2 separate regions of the Mus musculus genome follow, and region 2 is linked to region 1. Evidence: chromatin loops called from intact Hi-C (ENCODE). Cell type or tissue: gastrocnemius. All regions are shown on one strand. Links, peaks and the distances in the headings refer to the core of each region. The heading gives the core; the rest is flanking DNA. Region 1 has its middle 84 kb from the start of Gm5885. Region 2 holds the start of Gm46987 (a long non-coding RNA gene).

Region 1 (16,423 bases), core at 5,231-13,230:
CACATGTTCAAAATATGTAGTGTCATCTACAATAGGTCCCTACATTTAAGCTCTAGGATGCAACCAGAGACAATTTCAAAATTGATATTTTTGTGTGTGTGTATGTGTGTGTGTGTGTGTGTGTGTGTGTGTGTGTGTGTGTGTGTCTTGGAACAACCAATCTACAGGAATATCTCCATGCCCAGTTATGTGGTTTTGGTTTGGTTGTCTATACTGTCTGTGGGGAGCATTATGAGTCTAGTACTGTATTTCATTTAAAGTATACCTGTACATTTGGCTACATATACATTCATGTTTTCTGTTTCAAGGAAAAATAAAACAGATGTCCCTGTAATGTTATTCACCTTTCTTTCGTTTGTCTACTTCTGTATGACACTCCTCACCAGTTCATTTCTTTTCAATATTGACATCTTTTTTTTTCATAGCATCTTTATTCTACTATGGGATTCTTTAAAACCTTTTCCCTCTAACACATGGTTTGTCTTTATTATGTCCTTGGCTACTCCATGTTATATATTTAATTCTAAAGACTCACAGCTATGAACCATTGACAGCAGAGAACATTGAGCATTTACCTTAATATATCTGGGGAAACATCACTCATTATAACATTTTCTAGGTCTATTTATTTACCTACTAAATCATTGAGAAAGGATTAATGCTTTCATCAAAGTGGCAGAAAACAAGGTCAACTTAGGGGAAAAAAGGTACCCTTTCCTTTCACCAATTATAAATATACCAAGAAAGAAATCATGTAATTTTTCCTATGGAAAATAGCATGAAAATCTATCTATACGGAAACCTAACCAAAGATGTGCAAGATTTCTACACTGAAAGTTACAAATCTCTGAAAAAAAGAGATGTAGCAAGATATCAGAGGATGAAAGAACTCCCATGGTCATGGTTTGGTATCATCAGCATTGTATCATGTGTATCATAACAATATTTAGAGATTCAACATAATCCCAATAAAAATACATGAGATTCTTCTCAGAAATTGTCTAACATCATAAACTTCATGTACTGACACAAAAAGCTCTGGATCAGCAAAGCAATTTTACAAAACAAATAATTTTGGGGTGATTGCAATATCAGATTTCATGCCAGGTTACAGAAGTATAGTATTTTAAAACTATGATAATCATTAAAAACTGACACATTGATCAATGGGATGAAAAAGGAGACCCACACTTGAGTATGCATAGCTATAATCATGTGATATTTGATAAAGGTACCAGAAATTCACAATGAAGGTAAGACAGCATCTTCAAGAAATGATCCTGGTAAAACTGAGTGTCCACATACAGAAAAATGATATCTACATTTTTCACTCTACACAGAAAATCAATTACAAATGGGTGAGACACCTTAATGTGAAACTTAAAGTCCTGAATGTATTAGAAAAAAACAAAGGCAGTGCTAGTCCAAGTGTTGTAATGAATAAAGACTTCATTCAGACAGAACTTAAGGATAATAGTGGACAAAGATGATCACATATAACTAAAAATCTGATCTGTGAGGCTAATGAAATAATCAATCAAGCAAAGATACAGCCCAACAGGTGGGAGAGAATCCTTTCCAGCTATACTTCTGATGAGATTAATATCTAGAATACACAGCAAAGTCAAAACAAAGAAAAAATCCAGAGAGTTAATGTCTCAAATGAAAACTGACAAAGGATCTAGAAAGAGGATTCAAACACAGGAAATTATACTGGCAAACAAACATTGAGGGTTGTGTTCAAAACATTGAGGGTTGTGTTCAAAATTCTTAGCAGTTAGAAAATTTCGAATTAATAGTACATTAAGATTTTGTCTGTCAGAATAGTGAAGATCAAGATAATAGGTGGCAATATATCAGCAGATTGTGTTTACCCTTCTGTTCACTTTCAGTTTCTGTGGGAGAGGAAACTAGAGCAAACAGTATGGAATTAGGAGTCAGGAATTCTGAAAACCTCAAAGGAAATTTACCAGATGACACTGATTTACTGCTGCTTGGGTTACTCCAAAGGACTCAACATCCCACTCTTCAGATACTTGTGCAATACTCTCACAGTAGCTAAGAAGGGCAAACAAACTATATGCCTTACATCTCCTGAGTAGATTGAGAATGTGGTGCACACAAACAATGCAATAATACTTGGCTGTAAAGAGACAATTGTCCTTTAACATCATCACCATATTAGATGTTGCTCCTGTAGTCAATTCTCATTGGAAATCTCCCATGCTCCACCCTGCTGGGCTACAGTCCCAAAGAGAAATAATGGAGCAATGTCATCCAGTTGATGCTCAAAGATACCTTTGTTTGTCTTGCGTTTATAAAGAGTATGGGCATGCATGCCTCAGCACACACTTGAGAGAAAGTCCAGAGCCTCCTCCAAGATGCTTGTGGTCCTACTCACAGCAACCTTGCTGGCCCTGAGCTCAGCTCAGAGTGCAGATGAAGGTACCAAGGAATACAGGATGGGATCCGGAGACATTTAAGGAAAAGAGTCAAGAAAACAGGGGAGAAATGACAGACATGGATGAGAAGAAAGACAGGGCCATAGAAAGATGGGAATAGTTATGTCTTTATCATGTAACATGGTGTTTCTACATAATATTCTACCTGAAATTCATAAAATTCTTGAAGAGAGGAATAAGACAGCCCATTTTGTGTTCAGGAAAGTGCTCTGCACATGTAAAAAAAAAAACATGAAAACAAAGGGTAGATTTGAGAGCATATTGTCATAGTCAGAGCAGAGAGTGAGAGCAGACAGCTTTGCTGCATATTGGGTGCCAGAAACATGATATAGTAACATGCCAGGAATAATTCAAAGCACAGAAATATAGAATATATTGAATGCTATAGACACTAACATACCATTATCAGAGCCAATCTTATACATTTTCCTTAGCCCACCTCCAGAATGTGAAGCATAACATGTAACATTTTAAGATGTGTACTCAGGGATTTGTCTCCTGACTGTGTTAAGGGATATTAATTAAAAAAATGAGTGGGACATATTCTCAAGCTGAATTATTCAGGATAATTTTGAAGCATGCAGTGTAATTACAAATAGAGAACTATTTGATAGTAGTGTTTCTGGGAGAATTAAAAAGATCTTTGTGTTTTTGTGGAAGGTAAGAACACAGGGAAATCACACATGCTCTTGCATCCATGCACTTTTACAGAAGACATTTTTTAGTAGGACTTCAGTAATCTCTGAAAGATTGTAGTCTGAAGTTTCTCTTGTTTCTATTCTTTATTTCTAGATGTCCAGAGTACATCTGATGTCCAATCAGAACCAGGTAAACACAATCCATCATCCTTGCATGCAGTTCAACTGTCTGTGTTTCAGATTGCTGTCTCATCTTATACGTCTTATAGATGAGTAAATATTCATTTCTCTAAGTATATAAATAAATATTCCCCAACCTGACGATTGAGATATGATTAAGGTCAGCCAAATGAACGAAGGAGAGACAAAGCTTCCATAGCTGTAGAAGAGACTTGTCTGGTTCCCAGCCCAAATCACCACTGTGAGATGAGGCAGAAAACACAAAAGCCTTATACTGACTTCTCCGATTGTGAGAAAATCCATGGTTCTATTTTTCCTTGGAGTTCCCGTATAAAAAGCAGGTTTCATGAACAAGATGGAGTTGTTAGCTTTCCCTGTTTTCTCTTTGCCTTCCTGTTACTAGGTAATTGTCTTTAATTAAAGGAAAAACAGAAGCAAATTGTCCCTGGTCATGCAGTATTGTACACCATTATTGTTAGCTTTATTCTGTATTGAAGTGTATGGGTATTTAATAGTTAACTTATATTTCATTCTTGAGATCACAAACTTTGACTAAAACACTTTGCACAGCAGAGATTTTATTATTGTGACCTGAAGTACAACTTCAGCTACCTTGATGTTAACCTAAGTAGTTTTGGATTGTGGAATTAGAAAGCTAAAATAAGGATGTCTGGGAGAGGGAGTTAGCAGCTGGCAGACAGGTTCTGAGAGAAAGGATGGTGTGATCAGGTCAGGGAAAAAAACAAGAGGAAAGTCTTCTATCAATGTGCTCACATCTTTCGGACATTTCTATGCAGCTCCTGTGAATCAAACCCAGGTCTCAGGTTCAGATCCTTCTTCTGCTGAGGTAAATACAGGGAATGTCCAAGAGCCTGAATCAGCACCAGCAGGAAATGAGTCTTCTGCAAACTCTGGGAGTGAACAGGAACAGCAACAGCAAACTCAGGAATCTCAAGAAGCAGAGAGTCAGAGGCCTTCTGACTCTGCTGTGAAAGAACAGGAAAGTTAATCTGGAGAAGAAAAGGTAGAAGAGGTTAAAAAGGAACTCCCCTCCTCTCCTGAAAAGTCAGAAGATCTACCACAACATATACTTCCAAAGAAGAATCATCCTAATTTTCAGGTTGGATCTGAGTATTATGAAGCGATTAGAATGAATAAAATCATTTCTATTATTTTGAAAATATACAAAAAGGAAAGAAATTGTCTCCAGCACACTTTTTTATCTGCCCTTAAATAAATTAGGTAAGATCATTGAGTCAAATTTAATAAATATATAGATCTTGCCTTGGTATTTGTCAAATCATAGTGTGAAAATTTCCTAGTTGTCAGCATATGCACATGGCAATAGCTTCAGCCACATTTCAAATCTTAGCATTCAGACAGTGCAATCAATCAAAGTGGTATGCCTTTGATGGTCTAAGCTGATATTGCACAAGATCTCCAATGTACTTGTGCCCCTGAGGCACATAACACCACAGCAACTTTATGCTCCATTGCTCCCTTTTATAAAATTTATTTTTATTACCTTACTTTGTAACAATGTTTACTCTTTGCATTGACTACATTTATAGAAGTATAGAAGCAATCATTCTTTGTTCTTATGTCCTCTGAATTCATCTTCACTGCCTTCTCAACTTAACTATATAACATATGCCTAACTCACACATCAATGTTTGGATATATTGTCTCTAAATGATACCTTATAGATACCTCTAACCTTGTTCAGTTTTTTAATATGTTCTTCTAAATTGGTTAATGCCCAAGTTGGTCAGAATCTATATTCCTAGGAATACATTTGGCTGAATATCATAGTTATATATTATATTAAGTTTCAATTTTTCCTTTAAAGTATTTAATTTTAACCATTGGCAATAACCATATAAATATTAGTATGTGTATGTGAGTAAACATTACAGACAATTGAGCTTTACATGAAAGGTCTATGTAGACCCTTAGAACATTTATTTCCCAATCCAGATTTCTTAGAAAATTCATAACTTAGTAAAGTCTGTGGATCTCCAGGTAGCATAATTTGTTTGCTTTTATTTTGCTAGTTGCAAACACAGGATTCAATGCATGGTCTGTCATGATGTGTTTATGGCTTTTTTCGGTTAATAAATATTTAAGTTATTTTCTGTTCTTCAATCAATCAGGACACATAGCACTAAAATATTTGGAAGTAAATCATGGAATCTTTTATATCAGAACCAATGGGTGAACAATCTAAGATACTTATTCACATTAATCTTTTAAGAATTAGTTCAGTTCCATTTTCTTCTCTGTGCCTAAGAAGAGTAAACCTGAGAAAATGGTGAAGGAATGAGGTATAGGAGATGCAGGAAGAAGAGAGTGAAGGCTCCTACCACTATGGGATAACAATAGCAGTTAAGGAACATTAAACATGTCTTAATTTTTTAATAATTTTCCTTTTTTCAGAGAGTACTTTTTAAAAAAATTTTTATTACATATTTTCCTCAATTACATTTCCAATGGTATCCCAATGTCCCCCATACCCTCCCCCCCACTTCCCTACCCACTCATTCCCATTTTTTGGTCCTGGCGTTCCCCTGTACTGGGGCATATACAGTTTGCGTGTCCAATGGGCCTCTCTTTCCAGTGATGGCCGACTAGGCCATCTTTTGATACATATGCAGCTAGAGTCAAGAGCTCCGGGGTACTGGTTAGTTCATAATGTTGTTCCACCTATAGGTGTGCAGATCCCTTTAGCTCCTTGGGTACTTTCTCTAGCTCCTCCATTGGGAGCCCTGTGATCCATCCATTAGCTGACTGTGACCATCCACTTCTGTGTTTGCTAGGCCCCGGCATAGTCTCACAAGAGACAGCTACATCTGGGTCCTTTCGATAAAACCTTGCTAGTGTATGCAATGGTGTCAGCGTTTGGAAGCTGATTATGGGGTGGATCCTTGGATATGGCAGTCTCTAGATGGTCCATCCTTTCATCTCAGCTCAAAACTTTGTCTTTGTAACTGCTTCCATGGGTGTTTTGTTCCCAATTCTAAGGAGGGGCATAGTGTCCACACTTCAGTCTTCATTCTTCTTGAGTTTCATGTGTTTAGCAAATTGAATCTTATATCTTGGGTATCCTAGGTTTTGGGCTAATATCCACTTATCAGTGAGTACATATTGTGTGAGTTCCTACGTGAAAGTGTTACCTCACTCAGGATGATGCCCTCCAGGTCCATCCATTTGGCTAGGAATTTCATAAATTCATTCTTTTTAATAGCTGAGTAGTACTCCATTGTGTAAATGTACCACATTTTCTGTATCCATTCCTCTGTTGAGGGGCATCTGGGTTCTTTCCAGCTTCTGGCTATTATAAATAAGGCTGCTATGAACATAGTGGAGCATGTGTCCTTCTTACCGGTTGGGACATCTTCTGGATATATGCCCAGGAGAGGTATTGCAGGATCCTCCGGTAGTACTATGTCCAATTTTCTGAGTAACTGCCAGACTGATTTCCAGAGTGGTTGTACAAGCTTGCAATCCCACCAACAATGGAGGAGTGTTCCTCTTTCTCCACATCCTCACCAGCATCTGCTGTCACCTGAATTTTTGATCTTAGCCATTCTGACTGGTGTGAGGTGGAATCTCAGGGTTGTTTTGATTTGCATTTCCCTGATGATTAAGGATGTTGAACATTTTTTCAGGTGCTTCTCTGCCATTCGGTATTCCTCAGGTGAGAATTCTTTGTTCAGTTCTGAGCCCCATTTTTAAATGGGGTTATTTGATTTTCTGAAGTCCACCTTCTTGAGTGCTTTATATATGTTGGATATTAGTCCCCTATCTGATTTAGGATAGGTAAAGATCCTTTCCCAATCTGTTGGTGGTCTTTTTGTTTTATTGACAGTGTCTTTTGCCTTGCAGAAGCTTTGGAGTTTCATGAGGTCCCATTTGTCAATTCTCGATCTTACAGCACAAGCCATTGCTGTTCTATTCAGGAATTTTTCCCCTGTGCCCATATCTTCAAGGCTTTTCCCCACTTTCTCCTCTATAAGTTTCAGTGTCTCTGGTTTTATGTGAAGTTCCTTGATCCACTTAGATTTGACCTTAGTACAAAGAGATAGGTATGGATCGATTCACATTCTTCTACATGATAACAACCAGTTGTGCCAGCACCAATTGTTGAAAATGCTGTCTTTCTTCCACTGCATGGTTTTAGCTCCCTTGTCAAAGATCAAGTGACCATAGGTGTGCGGGTTCATAAAAATATGTCCTTCAAACCTAAAGGTCAACGAATCAGTGTTGATTGTCTATACTCTTCCAATAAAATTTCTGCATGCAATTTCTGAGTGTTGTCTTTGTTTCTTTCTAAGGTAAGGAAGAGAATTTCAGAGCTGTAGCTCCAAGAATACACCACCTAGCAAAACACACCAGGAATACTTGCAAATATTTCCATTTTTTCACCCACAACACAGATAGCAAAGGAAAACACTTATGCCCCTGTAACTAAATGATTCTTCCTTGCAGTCTGCATTACAAATCCATATTATAATATATAATTTTAAGGTCTCTTGTTGAGTTTTTTTCAGTTAAAGGAAACTGGGTAGATGTATTGAAGGAGTTGAAAACCTGAGTTTTCAACACTGTAACATTCGCTAGCTCATCTGTCAGGTTTGTACTTTTATAATCCCTTGTTGCAGTTTCTGTTCCAATTGTTTGGATTTAAAGTAAGTGGTTTCACTTTTCTTAATATTGCTAAAAATCTCTATTCAGCATTCCGTTAACCAACTGCTACATAAATGATAAATGTGTTAGTTTAAACTTAGTTCTATTGATGTGAATGTGACTAAATTATAATTGAATTCCATCTTTTAATTGCTAGGAATTTCTTCATGTCTCTATGTTTCCTGAAATAAATGCATTTAAAAGAGACATAAACTCCTGACCTTATTACAAAAAGGATTTCCTACACTTAACATTTCATGATCCCATCCTGTGGTATAGGTTGATTGATTTCTGTGATGATATGCTTTTCTCAGATTTATTGATTTTATATCTATGAGTACACCACAAGATGGTATCAGATGCCACTAGATGGTTTGTAAGCCAGCATGTGGTTGCTGGGCTTGAACTCAGGACCTACTAAAGAGCAGTGAAAGCTTTTAAACACTTAGCCATCTCTCTCTCCAGAAAAAATTATTTTTCATTAATTGCATTTTTGATATGGTTTTATGGAGACCACGGTGGTCTTTAGCTCATGTTATAACTGAAGACAACCTTCAACTTATTATTTTCATTCCCTTTTCCTTTCCTTTCCTTTCCTTTCCTTTCCTTTCCTTTCCTTTCCTTTCCTTTCCTTTCCTTTCCTTTCCTTTCCTTTCCTTTCCTTTCCTTTCCTTTCCTTTCCTTTCCTTTCCTTTTCTCTCATAAAATATATCCAAATTACATACTCCAGTCTGTCTTCTTCACCCAGTTTTCTACATCCCTCCCACTCCCTTTATTCCAGACTCACTGCTTTCCCTATTTTTATTCAGAAAAGTGCAGAGTTCCCAGTGATACCAACAAAACACAGAAAGGCACTTTATTGTAAGACTAGGATCAAACACTCATATCAAGGCTGAATGGGGCAAGTCAGTAGGAAGAAATGGTCTCAAACAGGCAATATCGTCAGGGAAATTTTCTATTATACTATTTATTAGGAGTACCACAAAACCTATAAACTAAACAACCTCATTATGTATATAGAAGGCTTAGTCCAGAACAATGTCATGTCTGAGATTTTTTTTACAGTGTGTATGAGCCTCTATGAGTCCTGGTTATTTGATTCTGTGGGACATTTTCTTACGGTGTCCTTGAGCCCTCTGCCTAAAATAATCCTTTTTTATTCTTCCACGTTCTGAAGGATTCAGTTATCCCTAAATAATATTTTGTTGTGGAGGTTTGCATCTGCTCCCATATTATTGCTGGATGGAGCTTCTCTAATGGCTAGTATGCTAGGGTCCTTTCTATGAGTACAGCAGAATATTATTAGAAATCATTCCATTATTACATTTTTTGCCTCTATCACTTTGTTTTATCATAGGTCTTTAGGTTACCTAGCTCCTGGTGGCTTTGCTGGCAGACATTGTCAGAAATAGGTTCTCTCTAGTGATATGGGTTTTATGTTGGATTAGTCATTGTACGGCCAGTCCAACCACATCTGTTCTAGTGTTACCCTGGCATATCTTGCAGGCATGACACATTTAAGGTTGAAGTTTTTGTGTCTACTTTCGGTGTCAAGTTCTCTCCACTGGAGGGTTTGAGTTTTTAGAGAACTGGCAAGTTCAGGCTTTGCATCCCCTGTTATTGCCATTCTTCTCTAGGGTCACTCTTGTAGATTCCAGGGAGTTTCCATTGCTCTACATTTTTACCTGATGCCCGAGAATACTCTCAGGTAAATCTTCTCTCCCAGAACTTTCTCCCTTCATCCATTTTTCCAACCTGATCCATCCTGTTCCCATTCCCAGCTCCCCCGAGGAAGAATATGTCATCAATTTTATATTCTCTCACAGGATGATCCAAGTATTCTCCCTTGACTCTTCCTTATCAATCTAGCTCTCTTAGCTCTCTGCCCATTTTATTAAGTTCTGAATTTTTGCATACAATTCTACCAAGTTTAATAGCATAGTTGTTTTATAAGTTTATTTTTAGGGGTTAGCTCTGTCTTCTTACATTTTGTCTGTACTATTTAAAGATGAAAAACATGAGGAGCATCTTTGACCATTTGAAAACATTGCTTTTGTGACATATGGCCCAGCATAACCAGCATAACCGTACATGAGCAGGGGTCAGCCTTCAGCAGCAAAAGCAGATTAAGCCCCTGTGAGAATTAATTTGAACAGGAATGGAAAGCAACAATACGATTAAATATCCCTGAGAAATTTTATTCTGATTAGAGAAGTGATATGTATATATAACCCAGTGTGAGCATAATACAGTACAATCCTGCATCATAAGTGGTCATTTGTCATTATTTTCCAAGCTCCAAAACTGGATATGGTATAATTAGGAGTCTTCTGAACAAAAAGACCTATTCCAACAACTACACAAATTAACACAAAGGCCAGTGCAATCAGTTTCTATGTCTAGTTTCAGATCTTATCAGGACCAAAATGTACCTCCCTATGGTATCTTATTTTGCTTTTCTTTGTTATTGCTACTGCTATTGTTGTTGTTGTTCTTGTTGTTGCTGTTGCTGATGCTGTTGCTGTTTCTGTTGTTGTTTGAATAAGGATCTCATTCATGGTCATGATTGACTCCTTAGATAGAGAATAAACTTTGATCTTAGTGAGTATTCAGATCAATGGTATGCTCCACTAAGCTTAGCATGTTCTTCTTCCTGCTCATTCTCCATCTCTTTCCCTCCTCAACCTGTCCCTCCATGCCTCTCCCTTTTTCTCTCTTTCTCTAAGAAAAGAAGACTCATTTCATATAGAACCACTCTTAGACTTATATGGTTCTCACTTATTAAAATATATCATATGTCTATTTTCATCATTTAATTTCTTATTTACCTGAGTTCACATCTTGGTATATGTTGGAGTTAATTCTTTCTTCTATGAAGATTTACATTTTTATGATCTTATGCATCTTTCCCTTCCTCTTTATTTTCAGTTCCATGTCATACTTGATGAAATACTGTAACTAAACATTCATTTAGATTCTTATGCTCAAACTTCGAGTGATAAGAAGCTTATCCTTATTAAGACAGTGTTTTTAAGTTTTACTTCTATTGGAGTGTAGTTACTTTTATCCATTTATAATTAATACTGAGGGATTTTGAGGAAGCATACATGTGTATCTTCACAACTCAACTTCCAGCTTCTTATTCGCCCCTAATATGAGAAAAGTAATCTTATGTTTTCATGAGAAGCAGAAATTTTAGTTGTAAAATGTATGCAATTGAAGATAAAAACATGACTTTCAACTAGTTAAATAGGTGGCTTATAAGAGTACTCAGACAGAAAGTGATAAAAAAAGAAAAGAAAAGAAAGAAAGACAGAGAGATAAAGTAAGAGAGAGAAAGATATGAATGAATGAATGAATGAATGAAGTAAGAAATGAAAGGAAAAGGAAAGAAAAGAAAAGGAAAAGGAAAAGAAAGAAAAAGTCAAGGAAGTGGTTCTTAATGATATCCGGCTGTACTCATAGGTCAGTGCATAGCTCATTTTTCATCAGTGTCTTCCTCCACCAGCTGATGACAGCAGATGCAAAGACCAACAGACAAGCATTAGCTGGAGCTCTGGCAGCCCCTTAAAAAAGAGAGAAGGATTTTAGGTTATAAAGGGGTCAAAGACACCAGGAGATTCAGGACAGCAGAATCAACTTAGCATGACTCATGGAGGCTCATAGACACTGAAACAGCAATGATGAAGCCTGCATAAGTATTAGCTAGGACTATAACAAAAAATGTGTTGTTGTCTAGAGTAGGATGGTCGTTAGACTCCTAAGAATGGGAATGGGTGTGCTTCTGATTCATTTGCCTGCTCATGGGACCCTTTTACTCCTACTAGACTGCCTAGTCCAGCCTTGATATTAGTGTTTATGCCTAGATTTATTGCATCCTGATGTGCTTTTTTTAAATATCCCTGCAAGTTTTGAATTTTACTGAAGAAAAACAGAGGAGCAGTGGATCTGGGAAACAGAGGAGGTGGAAGAGCACATAAATGAGGGAAGAAGGGGAGCCTGTAGTCCAGTTGTGTTATATGAGACAAATTTAAGGAAAAGAATGTTGTTGGAGATTTTCTACAGTTACATAGTAAGCTTAAGGCCAGCCTTGGTTCCATAAAACCCCATCACAAATGCAACTAATAAAAGTCATATCATTACAAAAATAACTGTCAACCTATACATGTCAGCAAAGGCTACACAATATAAATACCTTCAGGAAAAATTGTAAAGTGTTTTGTTTTCATTTAGTGTGTTAATTACAAATAAAGACAGAGGGATGAAGAGTCTTATCAATTAAGAGATGACAACTAAGTCTAGTTTGTCTGGGTTGACTAAAATTAAGACTTGTATTACTGATTGCTTATGGGGTACTCTAAAGCACTAGTACTTGAGAAGAAATTCACTTTTGTAAAGGAAAATTAACTTCTATCAAAGATGGAATTATGTGTATATCATTGTTGGTGACTGTGATGGTTTGTATATCCTTGGACCAGAGAGTGGCACCATCTGAAGGTGTGGCCTTGTTGGAATAGGTGTGACCTGGTTGGAATGGGTGTGTCACTATGGGTGTGGGTATAAGATCCTTACCCTAGTTGCCTGGAAGTCAGTCTTCCACTAGCAGCCTTTGGATGAAGACATAGAACTCTCAGCTCCTCCTGCACTATGCCTGCCTGAATACTGCCATGCTCCCACCTTGATGATAATGGACTGAACCTCTGAACCTGTAAGCCAGCCCCAATTAAGTGTTGTTTTTTATAAGACTTGCCTTGGTCATGGTGTCTGTTCACAGCAGTAAAACCCTAACTAAGACAGTGACTAACAGGCTATAATTTTGTACTTGTTTACTAAGTTTGTTTTTAATACAGAGAGGAAGTCATTTAATACATCACTCTAAGCATAGAGCATTACTGTTGGAATACAAATATGCAAACAGTTCTATCTCCAATTACATGCTCAAAATTCAGTTACTAATAATCTCATGTTTATAAATACATATCAGAAATTCACAAAGAGATAGCATTTAAATTCTTATATTTATGCCAATTGTTTGGAAAGTCTTCCTTCAGCAATATTATACAAGAAACATTATTCAATAATATAGTTAGTGTACTTTCATCCACTAGAAATGACACATTATATAACTCTGACATACTGTGTAACATTGAGCCAATATGCAAAAGAGAAACAAGCTGTTTAGGACAACCTGTTGTGTCAGATATGAGATCAATGGAGCTGCCAGGCCACCATTCCTTTGCTCCTCTCATTAAGGGGTATTATTTGTGCCCTCCAGCACATACTGCAGAGAAAATCCAAAGGCTCCTCCAAGATACATATAGTCCTACTCTGCTCTCCCTGTGCTCAACTTACAGCACAGATGAAAGTATGAGAACTTGGATATGGTTGTTTGTGACTGTGAATTGGGCACAGGAGACCACACTGCTGAAAGCAAAACAGAATGAAGGGAAGTAACTGTGAAGAATAACTGGCTTTTCAGTTCACTGGACAAGAGTAAGAGATGTCCTCACTATGCATCAAGAAAATTTTGCTATTAATATACTTTTGAAAGTATGTATGTAAAAGATGGAACAAAGCAGCCAAGGGAAGTGATTGATTCGCACAGAGATTCTGCTATGCTGTCAGCTTTCATGGGAAATGAAAAGGCTGATACAAAAAGAACAACTGTGAAAATATCTTCATAATCAAAACATACAGTAGTTCCAACTAGCCAGGTTCTACACACAGGATATAAGAGAGATAAAGAGATAAATACCTATCATAGTTCCATCAGAGATAGAGAGTCACATAAGGAATGTCACTTTCTCTACAGGGTCCTGTGTACACAATTTCCATATTTACTACTTCAGGATTTAACAAGTAGTATATACATTTATGCCCAAATATCACATTCTTAATGTCAGATCTAAAGAGCATGCAAATAGACACAAAGTCTTCATGATAGAAAGGGGTAAGAGATGCTGAAGTGAACATTGCAATATGGAGAGTAAAGCCAGGTATGGTATGATTGCTAATTCCTCTAATCCCATCCATAACTAGGAACATCATGAGTTCAATGTCATTCTCTACTAAACATTAACATTGAGGCTAGCCTGAGCAACTTGAGAGTTTCAAAAGATTATAAAATCATATACATTATTTCACTAAAGCAAGCAGAGCATGGGGTGGCTGCTACAGGAAGACAGAATAATTATTTCCTTTCTGAATTTAAAAGAGGTAGGTGCATTTGGGATAGAAGAAACTCACTAATTCATTCTATTCCCTCAATTCCACCAGAATCTTTAACTGGCTGGCCTGATTGTTTATAGTAGGATGGATAGAAATTGAAGGTTACTTTTGCCTTTAGGACATTTGTGACCTTGGGCAATTTGCCATTTAACTTTACAAGTAATCCTATATTTTTTTTTCTAAGAGATCCAACTTGAATAATCATCCTTCAATAAAAGAAGAAAACCAGTTGGCTTCCATTAAATATTTCTCCTTTTCCTCAGCCTTTCTTGGATCCCCAATCCCTTCTTTTAGTCACTTTGATGGAAAGGAATGGAAGAGTAATCACTCCTACTCAAATGTCATAAACAACTCACCATTTTGACCCCTAGGCCCTGACTACAACAATGAACTTCAGTAAAAAACCAAGTGTTCATGACACATTTGCCTATCCCATGGAGAAACGAAGGTGGGAGAACTTAGTGCTAAGTACTTTCCTCTTAGTCCTGCTTTCATTGTGTCCTATACATTTGCATATGCTGTCCCTTAATTTTCCTTGAATTCTAGAAAGTCTTCAATTTGTTTCCTTGATTCTTCCCTGACTCAGTTATCATTGAGTAGAGATTTGTTCGGTTTCCATGAGTGTATAGGTTTTCGGGTGTTTCTGCTGTTGTTGACGTCCAGCTTTAACCCATGGTGGTCTGATAAGATGCAAAGCATAATTTCAGTTTTCTTGTATATGTTGAGGCTGCTTTATGGCTGACTATATGGTCAGTTTTGGAGAAGGATCCATGATGTGCTGAAAAGAAGGTATAATCTTTTCTGTTTGTGTGAAACACTATACAGAAAACATTTTCTGTATATTTTGTATTCTGGTCCATTTCTTTCATAAAATCTGCTAGTTTCATTACTTCACTGTTTAGTTATTCTAGATGACCTGTGGATTACAAAGAGTAGGGTATTGAAGTCTATCTCTATTAATTTGTGGTGTTTGCTGTGTGTCTTAAGCTTTAGTGATGTTTGTTTTCAAGTGTGGATACCTTTACTTGTATAAAATGGCTCACATGAGTCAACAATTATGCTGCATAACTGAAGCCAGAGACGTTTCTAATGACTCAAAGCTTTGTGCATGCAATTAGGTCTGCAATCAGGTTTAAAGGAAGCATACAGAAGAACTCTTTCTGCCAATGATAACTGCAGTCAACTCTTAGACAAAATGCTGTGTGTAAGGTTGATATTTCCTGGTCAGGAGAATGTGGTAGTAGCCCATATTTATTAAAGTTTGCAGGAGTGACAGGAATCCAAGACAAAAAGAAGAGGACACCTGTTCTCAATCTTGGATATTTTGGGCACACCACTGCTAGTGTCCTCATGAAGTACCATAAATTAAGGGATATCTTTGGCCATCACTGAAAAAGTATGAACCAAATTATCTTTAAATTGCCCTGATTGTGTCTCTAGCCTCCACTTTTCCTATGAACATTTTCCCCTGTGTTTCTCTTCAATCATCAGTTCTGGTAAATCCTTGAGCAGTTTCTCTTGACTCTGAGCCCTAGAGTTATTTCTCAAGAGTTCATCTGGCAAATACCACATATCACACCCTTTGATAGTTGGAGATGGAGTGAACAAAGTCCTCTGAACTTCAGTTCTCTATTAGCTGTTGTGAAGACAGCTTCTCAGGCCAATTAGTAATTAATGTTGGTCCCAGTTCTTCTTGAGCACATCTGGAACACACTGGATTTCTGACTCCCAGTTGTTCACTTTTAAACTTTAGAATCAAGGCATTAAAAAGTGGAAAAATTAGATTCAAAAAAGTGGAACAGAAAATACAACAGGTTTTGTAGGTTCTGTAGGTTCACAGAAAATGTTGTCTAGGGTTTCTGGGTTTGCTGTGTAGTTTGTTAGTCAGATTTAGGTCATGTTTTTAATCCCAAAATAAGATACAGTGGACACTCCCTTTCCATGATTCAGTGGTATTAACTTTACAATTGATCACTGAATTAGAGTTTTTAAAACCCATTTAACTAGATGAAAGCCATGTTTTTATCTTCAGTTGCATATATTATACAACTTAAATCTCTGCTTCTCATGAAAACATAAGATTATTTATTGCAGGGAGGGAGAAGAAAGAATCTGGAAGCTGAGTTGTGAAGATATAGATGTATGCTTCATCAAAATTCCTTGGTATTATTATAAATGATTAAAATGAACTAGCCTCCAATCTAATTAAAACTTAAAACCATTTAATCT
Region 2 (16,423 bases), core at 4,837-12,836, 89 kb before region 1:
CATGGTGGGCTGATAAGATGCAATGCATAATTTCAATTTTTTGTATATATTGAGGCTGCTTTGTGGTGAATTTTGGAGAAGGATACATGAGGTGTTGAAAAGAAGATATATTCTTTTCTGTTTGTGTTAAACACTATACAGATTCTTGTCAGGTCCATTTCCTTCATACTTTCATTACTTCTCTGTTTAGTTTGTCTAGACGACCTGTGGAGTACTACAAGTAGGCTATTGAAGTCTCCCACTATTAATTTGTGGTGTTTGCTGTGTGTCTTAAGCTTTAGCAATGTTTCTTTTAAAAATGTGGATACACTTGCTTTGGGGGCATAGATCAGAACTGAGATATCATCTTGGTAGATCTTGCTTTTGATAAATAAGAAGTGTCATTCTCTGTCGATTAATTTTGGATGAAAGTCTATTTTATTAAATATTAGAATGGCTATGCCAGCTTGCTTCTTGGGTCTGTCTTCTTGGAAAACATTGGCAACCCTTTACTCTGGGGTAATACCTATCTTGTTTGCTAATGTGTGTTCCTTGAATGAAGCACAATGATGGATCTTATTTTCACATCCATTTTATTAGTCTAGATCTTTTTTGAATTCAGTCCATTGATGTTGAGAGATATGAATGACATAGATTTTATTTCAAGGTCGGTGAAGTTAATGTGTATGTTTTTGTGGGGGAGGGAGACAGCTCTTCTCTTCTGTGAAATTCTGTACTGGTATGGAATTATTTCTTGTGTATTCTTGGATGTAGCTCTCCTTTTTGGTTTGGGTAAGTTAGAATGAAATTGTTCGATTGGATTTCAATACACACATTGCCGAACCAAGACGCCTTGAGTTTGGACATAATCGTTTTAAAAAACATAATTAAAGATAACAAAACTTCTGAAAATACTATTCAGATAAAAATTAACTCAATTCCAAGTGCAAAATATTTTAAATACATTCTTACTCTGAATTTCTTTACAAGATATATCTTCATTCTTTCAACAAATGAGTTCTTTTGACACTGAGATAGTACCCAAGACTATGCATTTTACCTGAGAGAATCATAGTTCTTGTGGATGTCAGAATTTTTCTGATCCTAAGTTAATGCAGGTGAAACTTAGGCTCTTGTAACCTACAAGTGACATCAATCATAAGAGTAGGTTTTCTGGGCTAAATGCACTGTGTGAGAATTAGGAGTGGGGTCTGGGATGAATAAAAATGTAAATTTGGATAAATTTAGTCCTGAATCAACAGACAGATAGGTTGAATGATTACATCATTCCTAGCATTCCAGGATGAGCAGCTATGTACCTTATCCCATCGAAGAAGTATTTGAAGAAGTATTTGAATTTTCTGACTTTTCTAGTCTACATTTGTGCACCTCTCTCTCTCTCTCTCTCTCTCTCTCTCTCTCTCTCTCTCCTCTCTTCTCTCTCTCTTCCCCTTCTTGCCTCCTCTCTCTTTCTCCCTCCCCCTCTTTTTCTGTGTAAGTGTGCACATATAATTTGTGTCTATGTGTCTGTGTGATTATTTGATCCTTTTCCTGGTAGAACTTGAAGAACAGCTTGGAAGGATCGTCCTCTCCTTTAACCATGGGGGACAGGTAACAACTGGAGGTTGTCACCTGTGCTGACCAGTTGTCCTCTGACCACCACACAGGTGATGGGCAATTTCAATAACAAAAAATAAAGATAGAGACAAACTCGCTCTAGTCCAGAAAGATTTAACAAAGAATTTAAATATTTATTAAGGATTCCTACAGGAAGAGAACATAGAATGTTATCAGCAAATAAACAAAGAACAGATAGCTAGCTAGGGGAGAGTGGGTCTGTCTTCCCAGCATTGAATTCAGTTCAAAAGAAAGTTACACTACAGGAAGATAAGGACAGTCAAGGGTAATGCTATATTTTGATCCTCTGACTATACAACCCTCAGCTTCCTTGCCCAATCAAGGAAGTTCCTGTCTTATAATATGAATTCCACTCAGTATAATAATACAGGAAATTTTTAACAAGGTGAACATGATCAATATTTCCTGTACTGAAGCAGAACACTCTCTAGGTATGTAAAATTACCAGTCGAAAGGTAAACAAAAATTTCCTGAAATGACCATGAATATGTTGGACTTATACATAACCAATAAATAAAATTAGCTTGGAAACTCAAACTTTCTGTTTATTTGGGGACATTCAATGGTATGGGGCAATCCCAACAGACTGAGAAACACAATTTTTAAAACCCTTCTGAAGAAAGTATATGTTAAAATTAATTATTGGAAAAAGAACCAAAAGACTTCAGAGAGGTTATTGACAGAATTCATTTTTTAACAATTTACAAAAAGGTATCAATAAGAAGAACAATCGTGACCATGCTTTAAACCTCCTAGATTAGTTCTATGCCTATTCTGTAGAAGAACTTGTATAAAATGGCTCACATGAGGCCAGAATTATGCTGCATAACTGAGGTCAGAAACGTTTTCAATGACTCAAAGCTTTGTGTGTGCAATTAGGTCTGCAATCAGGATTAAGGGAAGCATGCAGAAGAACTCTTTCTTCCAATGATAACTGCAGTCAACTCCATAAGACAAAGTGCTATGTGTAAGGCTGATATTTCCTAGTCAGGAGAATATGGTATCAGCCCATATTTATTAAAGTTTGCAGAAGTGACAGAAATCCAAGAAAATGACAAGAGAGAGTGTTCTCAGTCTCATATATTTTGGCTACCCCACTGCTTATGTCCTCAAGTAGAACCATAAATTAATGGATAAACATGGTCATCACTGAAAGAGTATAAAGCAAACTTCTTTAAATTGCCCTGCTTGTGTCTCTAGCCTCCACTTTTCCTATGAACATTTGTTTTTCTTCCATCATCAGTTCTGGTAAATCTTTGAGCAGTTTCTCTTGACTCTGCAGCCCTAGTGTTACTTCTCAAGTGTTCATGCAGCAAATGCCTCACATCACACCCTTGCTTGTTGGAGATGGAGGGAGCGAAGTCCTCTGAGCTTCAGTTCTCTATTAGCTGTTGTGAAGACAGTTTCTCAGACTAATTAGTTATTAATGTTGGTCTCAGTTCTGCATGAACACAGCTGGGAACACACTGGATTTCTGACACTCAGTTTTTCACTTTTATATTTTAGATTCAAGGCATCAAAAAGTAGAAACATTGGATTCAAAAAGTGAAACAGAAAATACAAAGGAAACATATAGTTTCACAGAAAATGTTGCCAAGGGTTTCTGGCAACATTTCTGGGTTTGCTGTGTAGTTCCTTAGAATCATATTTATGCCAGGTTTTAAATCACAAAAAAAGATACAGTTGACAACGCCTTTCCATGAATCAGTGGTATTAACATTATAACTAATAACTGAATTGCATTTTTGTTATACCTATTTAACTACTTGAAAGTCATGTTTTTATCTTGAGTTGCGTATGTTATACAACTAACATTCTGCTTCTCATGAAAACATAAGATTACTTTTCTCATATTAGGGTATCCCGAGCTTATCCCTGTCCCGCGGGAAATAAACACAGGACACACCAGGTTCTTCCGTGGTTAACTTTTACTTCAATAACATAGTGAGGTAGACAAAGAAGGCTCAGAAAGTGTGTGGCTTAAATACTTTTGGCGACGTGTCTAAACTAGGACTGGTAGCAACACCCATGATCCTCATGCACCCTGGGGATAGGTTAAAGCCCCCAGTGGTTGGGCAAAAGCCCCGGGAGAAGGACTGGTGACTTTGGCGGGCTGTGCTCTCGCAGCTGCGCACAAAGAGGTTTAGCACCATCTAGTGGCGGCACATATATTGCAGCCCTTTACATTAGGGGGAATAAGAAGCTGGAAGTTGAGTTGTGTATGTTTCTTCAAAATCCCTCAGTATTAATTATAAATGGTTAAAAGTAACTACACTCCAATAGAAGTAAAACTTAAAAACACTTTGTCTTAATAAGGATAAGCTTCTTATCATTCGAAGTTTGAGTGTAAGAATATAAATGAATGTTTAGTTACAGTATTTAGTCAGGTATGACACGGAACTAAAAATAAAGAGGAAGGGAAAGATGCATAAGATCGTAAAAATGTAAATCTTCATAGAAGAAAGAATTAACTCTAACATATACCAAGATGTGAACTCAGGTAAATAAGAAATTAAATGAAAATGGACATATGATATATTTTAATAGGTGAGAACCATATAAGTCTAAGAGTTGTTCTATATGAAACGAGCCTTCTTTTCTTAGAGAAAGTAAGAAAGAGAAAAAGTGAAAGGCAAGGAGGGAGGGGGATAGGAGGGAAAGAGAAGGAGAATGAGCAGGAAGAAGAACATGCTAGGCTTAGTGGAACATGGCTTTGATCCCAATACTAAGATCACAGTTTACTCTCTATCTAAGTAGTTCAAGGTCAATAAGGACTATGAGTGAGGTCCTTATTAAAACAACAACAAAAACAGCAACAGCAACAGAAACAACAGCAGCAACAACAAGAACAACAACAACAAAAGCAGTAGCAATAAAAAACAAAAGCAAAATAAGATAGCATAGGGAGGTACACTTTGGTCCTGATAAGATCTGAAACTAGATATACAAACTGATTGCATTGGCCTCTGTGTTCATTTCTGTCATTGTGGGAATAGATCTTTTTGTTCAGAAGACTCCTAATTGTACCATGTCCAGTTTTGGAGCTTGGAAAATGATGATAAATGACAGCTTATGATGCAGGATTGTAATGCATTGTGTTCACACTTTGTTATCTCTACATATCACATCTCTAATCAGAACAAAATTTCTCAGAGAAATTTAATTGTATTGTTGCTTTCCATTCCTGTTCAAATTAATTCTCAATGGGGCTTTATCTGTTGTTGCATGCTGAAGGCTGACCCCTGCTTGTGCCAGGTTATGATGGGGCCACATCTCACAAAAGCACTGTTTTCAACAGGTCAAAGTTAGCCCCTCAGGTTTTCCATCTTTAAGTAATACAGAGAAGATGTAAGAAGACCAATGTAAGCCCTAAAAATCAACTGATAAAACAACTGTGCTATTAAACTTGGTTGAATTGTATGCAAACATTTAGAACTTAATAAAATGGGCAAAGACTTCAGAGATCTAGATTGATAAGGAAGGGTCAAGGGAGAATACTTGGATCATCCTTCAAGAGAAAATGAAATAGACTACATAGTCTCCCTGGGGGCAGGTAGAAATGGGAACAGGATGGATCAGGTAGGAAAAATGGATGAAGGGAGAAAGACCTGGGAGAGAAGGTTGATACTGTGAGTCTTCTCAGGGGTGAGGTAGAAATGTAGAACAATGGAAACTCCCTGGAATCTACAAGGATGACCCTAGTGAAGAATGCTAGTAACAGGGGATACAAAGCCTGAACTGGCCAACTTTGGTAATAGATCAAACCCTCCAGTGGAGAGAATAGGACCTCAAATGTAGCCACAAAAACTTCAACCTTAAATATGTTCTGCCTGCAAGATATTCCAGGGTAAAGTGGCACAGATGTGGTTAAACTGGCCATACAATGACTAATCCAACATAAAACCCACACCACTAGAAAGAACCTATTCCTGACAATGCCTGCCAGCACAGCCACCAGAAGCTAGGAGACCTAAAGACCCACGATAGAACAAAGTGATACTGGCAAAAAATGAAATAATGAAATGATTCCTAATAATATTCTGCTGCATTCACAGAGAGAACCCTAGCATACTAGCCATTAGAGAAGCTCCATCCAGTAAAAAGATGAGAGCACATGCAGAGATCCACACAAAATATTATTCAAGAATAAACTTAATCCTTCGGGAGATGGGAAAAAAAGGATTATTTTAGGCAAAGGGCTTAAGGACACTGCAAGAAAATGCCCCACAGAATTGATTAACCAGGACTCATAGAGGCTCACACAGGCTGACACAAAAATCTCAGACATGACATTGGTCTGGACTAAGCCTTCCTTATATACAATGAGGTTATTTAGTTTGTAGGACTCCTAAAAGAATGATGCAATATGTCCCTGATTATATTGCCTACTCTGAGAGCATTTCTTCGTACTGGCTTTCCCCCATCAACCTTGATATGAGTGTTTGATCCTAGTCTTTGATCCTGTAAAGTTCCTTTCTATGTTTGGATGGTATCACTGGGAGCTCTGCACTTTTCTGAATAAAACTAGGGAAAGCAGTGAGTCTGGAATAAAGAGAGTTGGAGTGATGTAGAAAACTCTGCAAAGAAGACAGAATGGAGCCTGTAATTTGGATGTATTTTATGAGAGAAAAGGAAAGGAAAGGAGAAGGGAATAGAAGTAAGAAGTTGAAGGTTGCCTACAGTTATAACATGAGCTAAAGACCACCGTAGTCTCCACAGGACCCTATCACAAATGCAACTAATAAAAAATAATTTCATCTGGATGGAGAGATGGCTAAGTGTTTAAAAGCCTTCACTGCTCTTTCCAGGTCCTGAATTCAATCCCAGCAACCACAGGCTGGCCACAGACCATCTAGTGGGATCTGATACCATCTTATGGATTACTCATAGATATAAAATAAATAGATCTGAGAAAATCATATTATCACCAAAATCAATCAGCCTTTACCACAGGATGGGATCAGGAAATGTTAAGTGTAGGAAATCCTTTTTGAAATATGGTCAGGAATTTATGTCTCTTTTAAATGCATTTATTGCAGGTAAGATAGAGACATGAAGAAATTCCTAGCAATTAAAAGATGGAATTCAATTATAATTTAGTCAAATTCACATCAATAGAACTAAGTTTAAACTAACATATTTATCATTTATGTAGCAGTTGGATAATGGAATGCTGATTAGAGTTTTTTTTTTTAGCAATATTAAGAAAATTGGACCCACTTACTTTAGATCCAAAAAATTGGAACAGAAACTGCAACAAGGGATTACAAAAGTACAAACCTGACAGATGAACTAGGGAATGTTACAGTGTTGAAAACTCAGGTTTTCAACTCCTTCAATATATCTAATCAGTTTCCTTTAACTGGAAAATAATTCAGCAAGAGACCTTAAACTTATATATTATAATATGGATTTGTAATGCAGACTGCAAGGAAGAATCATTTAGTTACAGAGGCATAAAGTGTTTTCCTTTGCTATCTGTGTTGTGGGGGAAAAAGATGGAAATATTTGCAAGTATTTCTGGTGTGTTTTGCTAGGTGTTGTTTTCTTGGAGCTACAGCTCTGAAATCCTCTCCCCTCCCTTATAAAGAAACACAGACAACACTCAGAAATTGCATGCTGAAAATTTTATTGGAATATTGTTGACAATCAACACTGATCTGTTGATCTATACGTTTGAAGGACATATTTTTATCAGGTACTCTCTGAAACAGAAAAGAAGGAGAAAAGATATTAAAAAATTAAGACATGTTGAACGTTCCTTAACTGGTATTGGTCCCCCAGAAGTGAGAGCAGAGAGAGCCCACACCCTCTTCATCCTGCATCTCCTTCACCTCATTCCTTCTCCATTTTCTCAGGTTTATTCTTGTCAGGTACAGAGAAGAAAATGGAACTAAACTGTTTCTCACAAGATGAATGTGAATGATTATGTTAGGTTGTTCACTCATTGGTTCTGATATAAAAGGTTCCAGGATATATTTCCAAATATTTTAGTGCTATGTTCCCTGACTGATTGAACAACTGAAACTTACCTAAATATTTATTAACATAACAAGCCATAAAACACCATGACAGTCCATGCAATTGAATCCTGTGTATGCTACCAGCAAAATTAAATCAAACAAATCATGCTACGGGGAGATGCAGAGACTTTATGAAGCTATGAATTTTCTAAGAAATGTGGGTTTGAAAATAAATATTCTAAGGGTCTATGTAGACCTTTCATGTAAACCTCAATTGTGTATAATATTTACTCACATACACATATTAATATTTTTAAGGTTATTGCCAAAGGATTAAAAAATGACTTTCAAGAACAAACAATAGGAACTTACTATAATATATAACTATGATATTCAGCCAAATGTAATCCTAGGGATATAGATTGTGACCAACTTGGGCATACACCAATTTAGAAGAACATATGAAAAATCTGAACAAGGTTAGAGGTATCTATAAGGGAACATTTAGAGACAATGGATCTAAACACCCTACGTGAGTTAGGCATATTGTATATACTTAAGTTGAGAAGGCAGTGAAGGTGAATTCAGAGGACATAAGAACAAAGAATGATTGCTTCTATACTTCTATAAATGTAGTCAATGCAAAGAGTAAACATTGTTACAAAGTAAGGTAATAAAAATAAATTTTATAAAAGGGAGCAATGGAGCATAAAGTTGCTGTGGAGTTATGTGCCTCAGGGGCACAAGTACATTGGAGATCTTGTGCAATATCAGCTTAGACCATCAAAGCCATGCCACCTTGTACTGTCTGAATGCTAAGACTTGAAATGAGGCTGAGGCTTATGCAATGTGCATTTGCTGACAACAAGCAAATTTTCACACTATGAATTGACAAATACCAAGGCAAGGTCTTTATATTTATTAAATTTGACTCATTGATCTTACCTAATTTATTTAATTCCATGGTACAAAAGGGAGTGGAACAAATTTTATTTCTTTTCTTATCATTTTCAAGATAAGAGAAATGATTTTATCTGCTCTACTGGCTCTAGACTGTTCAGAGCCATCCTGAGACGTAGGAAGATTCTTCTGTGGGGGTAGTTCTTCTGACTTTTCAGGAGAGGAGGGAAGTTCCTTTTTAACATCTTCTACACTTTCTTCTCCAGATTGATTTCCCTGTTCTTTCACAGCAGAATCAGAAGGCCCCAGACCCTCTGATTGTTGTAATTCCAGAGTTTCCTGTCGCTGTTCCTGTTCACTCCCAGAGTTGGCAGAAGACTCATTTCCTGCTGGAGCTGATTCAGGCTCTTGGACATTCCCTGTATTTACATTAGCAGAAGAAAGATCTGAACATGAGTCCTGGGTTTGATGCACAGGAACTGCATAGAAAGGTCCAGAAGATGTGAGCACATTGATAGAAGACTTTCCTCTTGTTTTCTTTCCCTGACCTGATCACACAATCCTTTCTCTCAGAACCTGTCTTCCAGCTGCTAACTACCTCTCCCAGACATCCTCATGTTGGCTTTCTAATTCCAAATTCCAAAACTACTTAGGTTAATTTCTGGAGGGCTGAAAGTTATACTTCAGGTCACAATAATAAAATCTCTGCTGTGCAAAGTGTTTTAGTTAGAGTTTACATTCTCAAGAATGGAATATTAGTTAACTGTTCAATACCTACACATTTCAATACAGAAAAAGACTAACAATAACGGTGTAGAATAAATATACTGCATGCCTAGGGACAATTTGCTTCTGTTTTTCCTTAAATCAAAGACAACTACCTAGTAACAGGAAGGCAAAGAGAAACCAGACAAAGGAAACAACCCCATCTTGTTCATGAAGCTTGATTATTATATACAGGAACACCAAGGAAAATAAAACCATGGATTTTCTCACAATCAGAGAAATAAGTATAAAGGCACATTTGTTTCCTGCCTCATCTCACAGTGGTGATTTGGGCTGGGAAGCTAACAAATTTCTTCTACAGTTATGGAAGATTTTTTTCTCCTTCGTTCAGTTGGCTAAACTCAGTATCGTCTCTATCATCAGGTTGAGGAATATTTATTTATATTCATAAAGAAATTAACAGTGAAATGAATATTTACTCATGTATAAGACATATATGACGAGACAACACACTGAAACACAGACAGTTGAACAGCATGCAAAAATGATGGACATCTAGAAATAAAGAATAGCATAAAGAGAAACTTCAGACTACAATCATTCAGAGCTTACAGAGCTACCAAAAAAGTGACTTCCAGAGTAAAACTTCTTAGTACAATTAAGCTGAACACTTACTGTCTGAGACGATCCTGTAAAAGTACAAGGATGCAAAAGCATGTGCGATTTCCCTGTGTTCTTACCTTCCACCAAATCACAAAGAACTTTTTAATTCTCCCAGAAACACTACCATCAAACAGTAACATATATATAATTATACTGCATACTTCAAAATTATCCTCCATGATTCAGCTTGAGAATATGTCCCACTCATTTTTTAAAATTAACATCCCTTAGGACAGTCAGGAGGCAAATCCCTGAGTACGCATCTTAAAAGGTTACATGCTCTGCTTCACGTTCTAGAGGTAGGCTGAGAAAAATGTATAAGGTGGCTCTGATAATTTTAGGTTATTATCTATAGCATTCAATATAGTTTCTATATCTATGCTTTGAATTAATCTGGACATGTTTGTCTATATCATGTTTCTGGCACCCAATATGCAGCAAAGCTGTCTGCTCCCACTCTCTCCTCTGACTATAATATGCTCTCAAATCTACCCTTTGTTTTCATGTCTCTTTACACAATGCAGAGCACTTTCCTGAACACAGAATGGGCCATCTTATTTTTCTCTTCAAGAATTTACTAAATTTCAGGTAGAATATTAAGTAAAAAAGACCATGTTACATGATAAAGACATAACTATTCCCATCTTTCTCACAGATATCCTATGGGCCTGTCTTTCTTCTCATGCATATCTGTTATTTCTCCCCTGCTTTCTCCTCTCTTTTACTTGAATGTCTCAAGGTCCCACCCTGTATTTCTTGGTACCTTCATCTGCACTCTGAGCTGAGCAGGACCACAAGCATCTTGGAGGAGACTCTGGACTTCTCGCAACTGTGTGCTGAGACATGCATGCCCATACTCTTTATAAAAGCAAGACAAACAAAGGTATCTTTGAGCATCAACTGGATGACATTGCTCCATTATTTCTCTTTGGGACTGTAGCCCAGCAGGGTGGAGTATGGGAGATTTCCAATGAGCTTTAACTACAGGAACAACATCTAATATGGTGATGATGTTAAAGGACAATTGTCTCTTTACAGACAAGTATTATTACATTGTTTGTGTGCACCACATTCTCAATCCACTCAGGAGATGTAAGGCATATAATTTGTTACCCTTTCCTAGCTTCTGTGAGAGTATTGCACAAGTATCTGAAGAGTAGAATGTTGAGTCCTCTGGAGTACTATAAAACCAGTAAATCATTGTTATCTTATAAATTTTCTTTTAGGTTTTCAGAATTCCTGACCCCTAATTCCATGCTGTTTGCTCTAGTTTCCTCTCCCACAAAAAACTGAAAGTGCACAGAAGGGTAAACATCTTCTGAAGGATATGTTGTCACCTATTATCTTGATCTTCACTATTCTGACTGATGTAACACCAAATCTCAGTGTACTATTAATTTGAAATTCTCTAACTGCTATACTTCTGTAACCTGGCAGGAAATCTCATATTGCAATCACCCCAAAATCATTTGCTTCTTAGAAATCATTAGAATCTTTTGGTTTGAGGATCCAGAGTTTTTTTTTTGTCCACATATGAAGTTTATGATGTTAGACAATTTCTGAGAAGAATCTCATAAATTTTAAATTAGGATTATGTTGAATTACTAAATATTATTATGATACACATGATACAATGCTGATGATACCAAACCATGACCATGGGAGTTCTTTCATCCTCTGATGCCTTGCTACATCTCTTTTCTCCAGAAAAGAGCTTTCAGTGTAGAAATCTTGCACATCTTTGGTTAGGTTTCCGTATAGGTAGATTTTGATGCTATTTTCAATAGTATTGTTTTCATGTTTTCTTTCTCAGTAAATTTGTATTTGGTATAAGGAAAGGGTACCTTTTTTTCCTAAGTTATTCATGTTTTCTGCTGCTTTGATAAAAACATTGATCCTTTCTCAAACATTTAGTAGGTAAATAAATGGGCCTAGTAAATGATAACATGAGTGATGTTACCCAAGGTACAGTAAGGAAGATGTTCCATGTACTAATCTGTTAATGGTCCATAGCTGTGATTCCTTAGAATTGAATATATAACATGGAGTAGCCAAGGATGTAAAAAAGACCAATCATGTGATGGAGGGAAAGAAGTTTTAAAGTCCATGGTAGAATAACAATTCTATGAGAAAAGGTGGGAAATTTTTAAGGAAATTATCTGGTTAGAAGTGACATGCAGAAGTAGAGGAAAAAACAAAGGTAAATAACATGATATATGTTTAGAAACATTATAGAGACATCTGTTTAATTTTTACTTGAAACAGTTAGAATAAGTAAGTTTATATGTATCCAAAAAGTATATGTATATTTCAAATGATATACACTATTGGGCTGATAATGCTCCCCACAGGCAGCATAGATGGTCAAACCAAAACCACAGAACTGGGCATGGGGGAATTCCTGTACATTGTTTGGTCCAAGACACAAAACAATATCAGTTTTGTAATTGTTTCTGGCTGCATCCTAGAACTTCATTATAAGACCCTATTATAGATGACCCTACACACTTTGGACATACAACATGGAAGGATAAAGCTGGTAATATCCTAAAAAGGTCCAACCTGAAATGTACCGCCTATAAAAGTTTCTGTGAAGCTTGATAAATAAAATAACTAGTCAATAGTCTCTAATAAAAAAAAATCAGTTACTCCCACTTTCCGAAACAGTATAGTCTCTAACTTCATTGTAAATTCTTAAACTTTCTTCATGCCATAATGAGTGTGTATTCTGAAAGGAAGATGCTAGGCCTTGGCAAATCTTCTCTAGGCATAACTTCATAATTCTCTCTACAATTAAGGGCTGGAAGGAAGAAAGAGAAATTGATTAGTTCTGGGAGTTTCTTCTATTGAATGCAAGATAACTATATGGTTTCTCCAGATATGAAATAGACAGAGAGAATACCCTGATTGGTTTTCATTGGGTGACTTAGGAAGGCTTCAGTGGGAAACAGAGAGAGAGAAAAAGATTTAACAAGAATCAAGCTATATGTTTCATAATGTGTACTCCTGGAAGAAGAAGTCCTACAGGAAGCCAGTCTTGACCTTGGCTCTGTGTCCTACAACACAGTGGGAGCTTCTGTTAAATGTCATTTCACTCAGATCCATTACCTGACTTCCTTCAGTGTCAACAATGAGTGCAGAGTGTACTGTATCATGAAGAAAAAATATCACCTCTGATTTCAATGGAAACAGAGATCAGGTTACAGAAGAGTGGGTAAGCAAAACTATTAGGAAGGAAAGTGGGGATGAAGAATGGGTAGGTATCAGGTTGAAGTTCTGCACATCTTAGACATTTTGTTCTGCTTTAATATTATAATATTTAATGCAACTCTTTATTTATCAAGTGTATATGTTTCCTGTTCAAGAAGTCAATAAAGATATGTAATGGAGTTTGATTGAACCTACCCTCTTTTTGTTAGAACCTAGTGGGGACCCCCCCACCCAATTCCCGATTCGGCGTGCACCCAAAAAAATCACGAAGGACCATCTTGATGTAAATTCATGAGGACGTTTAATGATGAAGCTCCAGACCGACATGCATCCCACATAGGAGATAATGGATGTCGGCCAGGAGACTCGAAAGCTAGGGGTTTTTATGGGGTAAGGGGCTTAGGGGTGTGGAATTCAGCATAGCGACACACTATTGGCTTATTCAAACATTAACAGAAAGATTACATATCAGCAAAAGTGCATCAGGACTTTGTTCCTGTGGGCTGGGGGCTTATCTTTGTTCACATAGCAACCAGTTGATGTATAACTTAACTGGCGTCAAGGGGCAGTAGACAGAGGGGAGGTTCTGGCCAGGTGGTGTTGACCCAGACAAGATAGCCCTCCTTGTCCTTGCTTTTTTTTTCTTCATTTTTACAGTCAGGCTGTTTTTAGGAATGTCTTATCAACAGCCCTTTCTGTTCTGCTTTGTTCTCGCCCCCAGGCAGCCTCTAGGTTCACAAACAACCAGCAATTTCTGAGTACTTTATATGACTTACAGGTCTTGAAATTTCATCTTCCTTTCATTTTCCCTCCTCCATTTCAGTACTATCCACCCAACTGGGAATGTTTTCCTAATTTTGAGTGTTCTTTCTTTGAAAGTCACTGAGTCCACCTGCATGTGCACTGCTGTGAAGCTAGATTACTTAGATTACATTGATGATGTCCATTTCTAACAACATTTCTGAAAAGAACATTATTTTATTCTCTTTTCCTATGCTTTTTATTTAGAATCTTTAATTCATAAAAATATAATGGCTTTTCTTGTGATATATTCATGCATATGCATCACTGTACTTTGTTCATGAGAATCTCTTACACTACCTTCCTCCATTCTTTCCTTTTTTCTTCTGTTAGTTATTTTCTTTATTTACATTTCAAATGTTATCACCTCTACATGTCTACCCTCCAGAAACCCCTTTCCCCTCTCCCTGATTTTTCTAATACCAGTCTTCCCTTATTTATGCTTGCAACTCTCTCCTCTTTCTCTCTCCTCTTTCTCTCTCTCACTTTCTCTCTGTCTCTGTCTCTGTATCTCTCTCTCTCTCTCTCTCTCTCTCTCTCTCTCTCTCTCTCTCTCTCTCTCTCTCTCTCTCTGTGTGTGTGTGTGTGTGTGTGTTTAAGCCAAACTTCTGTTGCCCAAATGTTCTTGGCTATGTAGTCCCAATTTCCTCCATTCATTTGTGCACAGTTAGGAAAATACTGGTTCTATGACTCTCAGATCTTGACAATTGTTTTTGGATTAAGAGAAACTCTTATTATGTAGGTCCATGGAAAGTATTCCCAGGTGTTTCTAGGCATGCTGTCTGGTTGTTAAGTTAGTTTTAAGTGAAAAATTTTCAATACTCAAGAAATAAGTTTTAATTGCCAGTGCCTACTGATATTTTCATGGGATGTACTTTTCAAATTCAAAAAAACACCTCACTGTAGTTTGTCTTTTACCTGATATAACCCTTACCTTACCCAGTTGCATAAATTATACAAATAAAACATATTTTTCTGATGAAAATATAAATTATTTTCCTTAGACCGTGAAAACAATGAAAGACTAGAAGCACAGTTACTCATATATTCCTGCACACTTCATGAATAGTCCTAAGTACTAGTTTCTAAGTGAACAAAACTACAAAGATAGAATTAAAAGTTTAAAATAATTTTATCTTGTCTGCATCATGGTGTCTTTCTTATCATTTGCATGATGATCAAAATAATCTTAAAGAACATTTAGGGACAGGATGGTCTCTTTCATACATAACACGGAACAAGGAATTATAATGAAAGTTACATAAGGAAAACCACAGAAAAATTTAAATCTTCTTACGGAAAAGAAAGTACTCTAACAAATAACAAAATGTGAAGTATGACAAGAAATTGGAAGTAAAAATATATATTTAACATGTTTTCTAGCAGCATCACAGATTTGTGGGGAGAAAACCATTACTTTCTGAGAATGGTTCTGTTTGGTAGGAGACTTCTTTTTTTACCTAAAGATAAAAATGCAGGATAGAAGGCATAGAAAGGGGGGCATGAAAGAGGAAGGGGGAAGGAAGGAGGGAGTAAGCAAGTGAAAGAGAGAGAGGGGCTCTTTCATCCTGATAAGGTCTGAAGGGTTCACAGGAACTGATTGCCTTGATCCTTCTGTCAATTTGCATAGTTGGGTGAAAATGTCCCCTTGTTTTGATGACTCCAATATTTGCCATAACAGGTTATTAGAGATTGGGAATTGATGACAAATAATCCTTCATGCTGTAATATTGCAATACTAGCACTGCCTCAACTGTGCTATAATTCTTCTACTCAGAATCAAAGTTCAGAATGAAATTTGATTCTCACTTCCTAAATAATGGCACAGACCCTTTGAAATCCTTGTTCAAATTACTTCTCCTAAGGACTGAATCTCCTGTTGCCTGCTGAAGACACCCCCCCCCCCCCCCCCGTGGATGGTTGCACACCATTATGCTGGGACTATCTTTCCCAAAATACTGAATTTTCAAGAGGTCATTACTGTCCCATGTGGTTTCCATCTTTTAAGAATTCATAGAAATAATGAGAATTGAGAAACAAGTCCACAACAGGAAAAAAAAAAGATAAAACAATCCTATATTGAACAAGAACTGATTCTTGGCAGAACTGTACCCAGGAATCTAGAACACATTAAAATGTGGATGCTGCTATTCAGACCCATGTGCAGCAGTGTCTGAGGAGAGAAGAGCTCTGAAAGATTTCCTTCTGTCACTCACCTTGCTCAGTAATCTGTAATCTGAAAAGTTGACATCATGCTTTTTAATAGCTGTGTCATAAATATAAAATTCTGTAAATTCACCACATTTTACTTATCCAATTTTAGTTGAGGGACATCTAGTTTATTTTAATTTCTAGATATCATAAATGAAGTTTCTACGGACATGGTTGACCAAGTGTCATTGTGGTATGGTCAAGCATGTGTTTTGTTTTGCTCAGGAGTGGTATAGCTGGCTCATGGGGTAGGACTATTTCCAATTTTCTGAGATGTGCCAAATTGATTTCAAAATCATTGCACAAGTTCGACTCCCACCAACAATAGAGGA

Evidence for each region. Peaks named below come from ENCODE experiments on the same cell type or tissue, not always from the same donor. Only the 100,000 strongest peaks of a DNase experiment are listed, where the experiment ranks them.
Region 2: a loop joins it to region 1, with 5 times the contacts of the local background. A loop is called at or near these places in 9 of 42 quality-filtered maps.

Annotation. Positions count from the first base shown.
Region 1 is chr6:133,605,157-133,621,579 of GRCm38, reverse strand. It overlaps the pseudogene Gm34314. Among named protein-coding and RNA genes, the nearest start is that of Gm5885, 84 kb to the right of the region's middle. In gastrocnemius, for the core only: no CTCF peak of the experiment used is centred there; no DNase peak of the experiment used is centred there.
Region 2 is chr6:133,694,251-133,710,673 of GRCm38, reverse strand. Gm46987 (a long non-coding RNA gene) reads right to left here and starts at 9,488. Exons shown (of 3, transcript XR_001785444.1): 1 at 9,477-9,488. In gastrocnemius, for the core only: no CTCF peak of the experiment used is centred there; no DNase peak of the experiment used is centred there.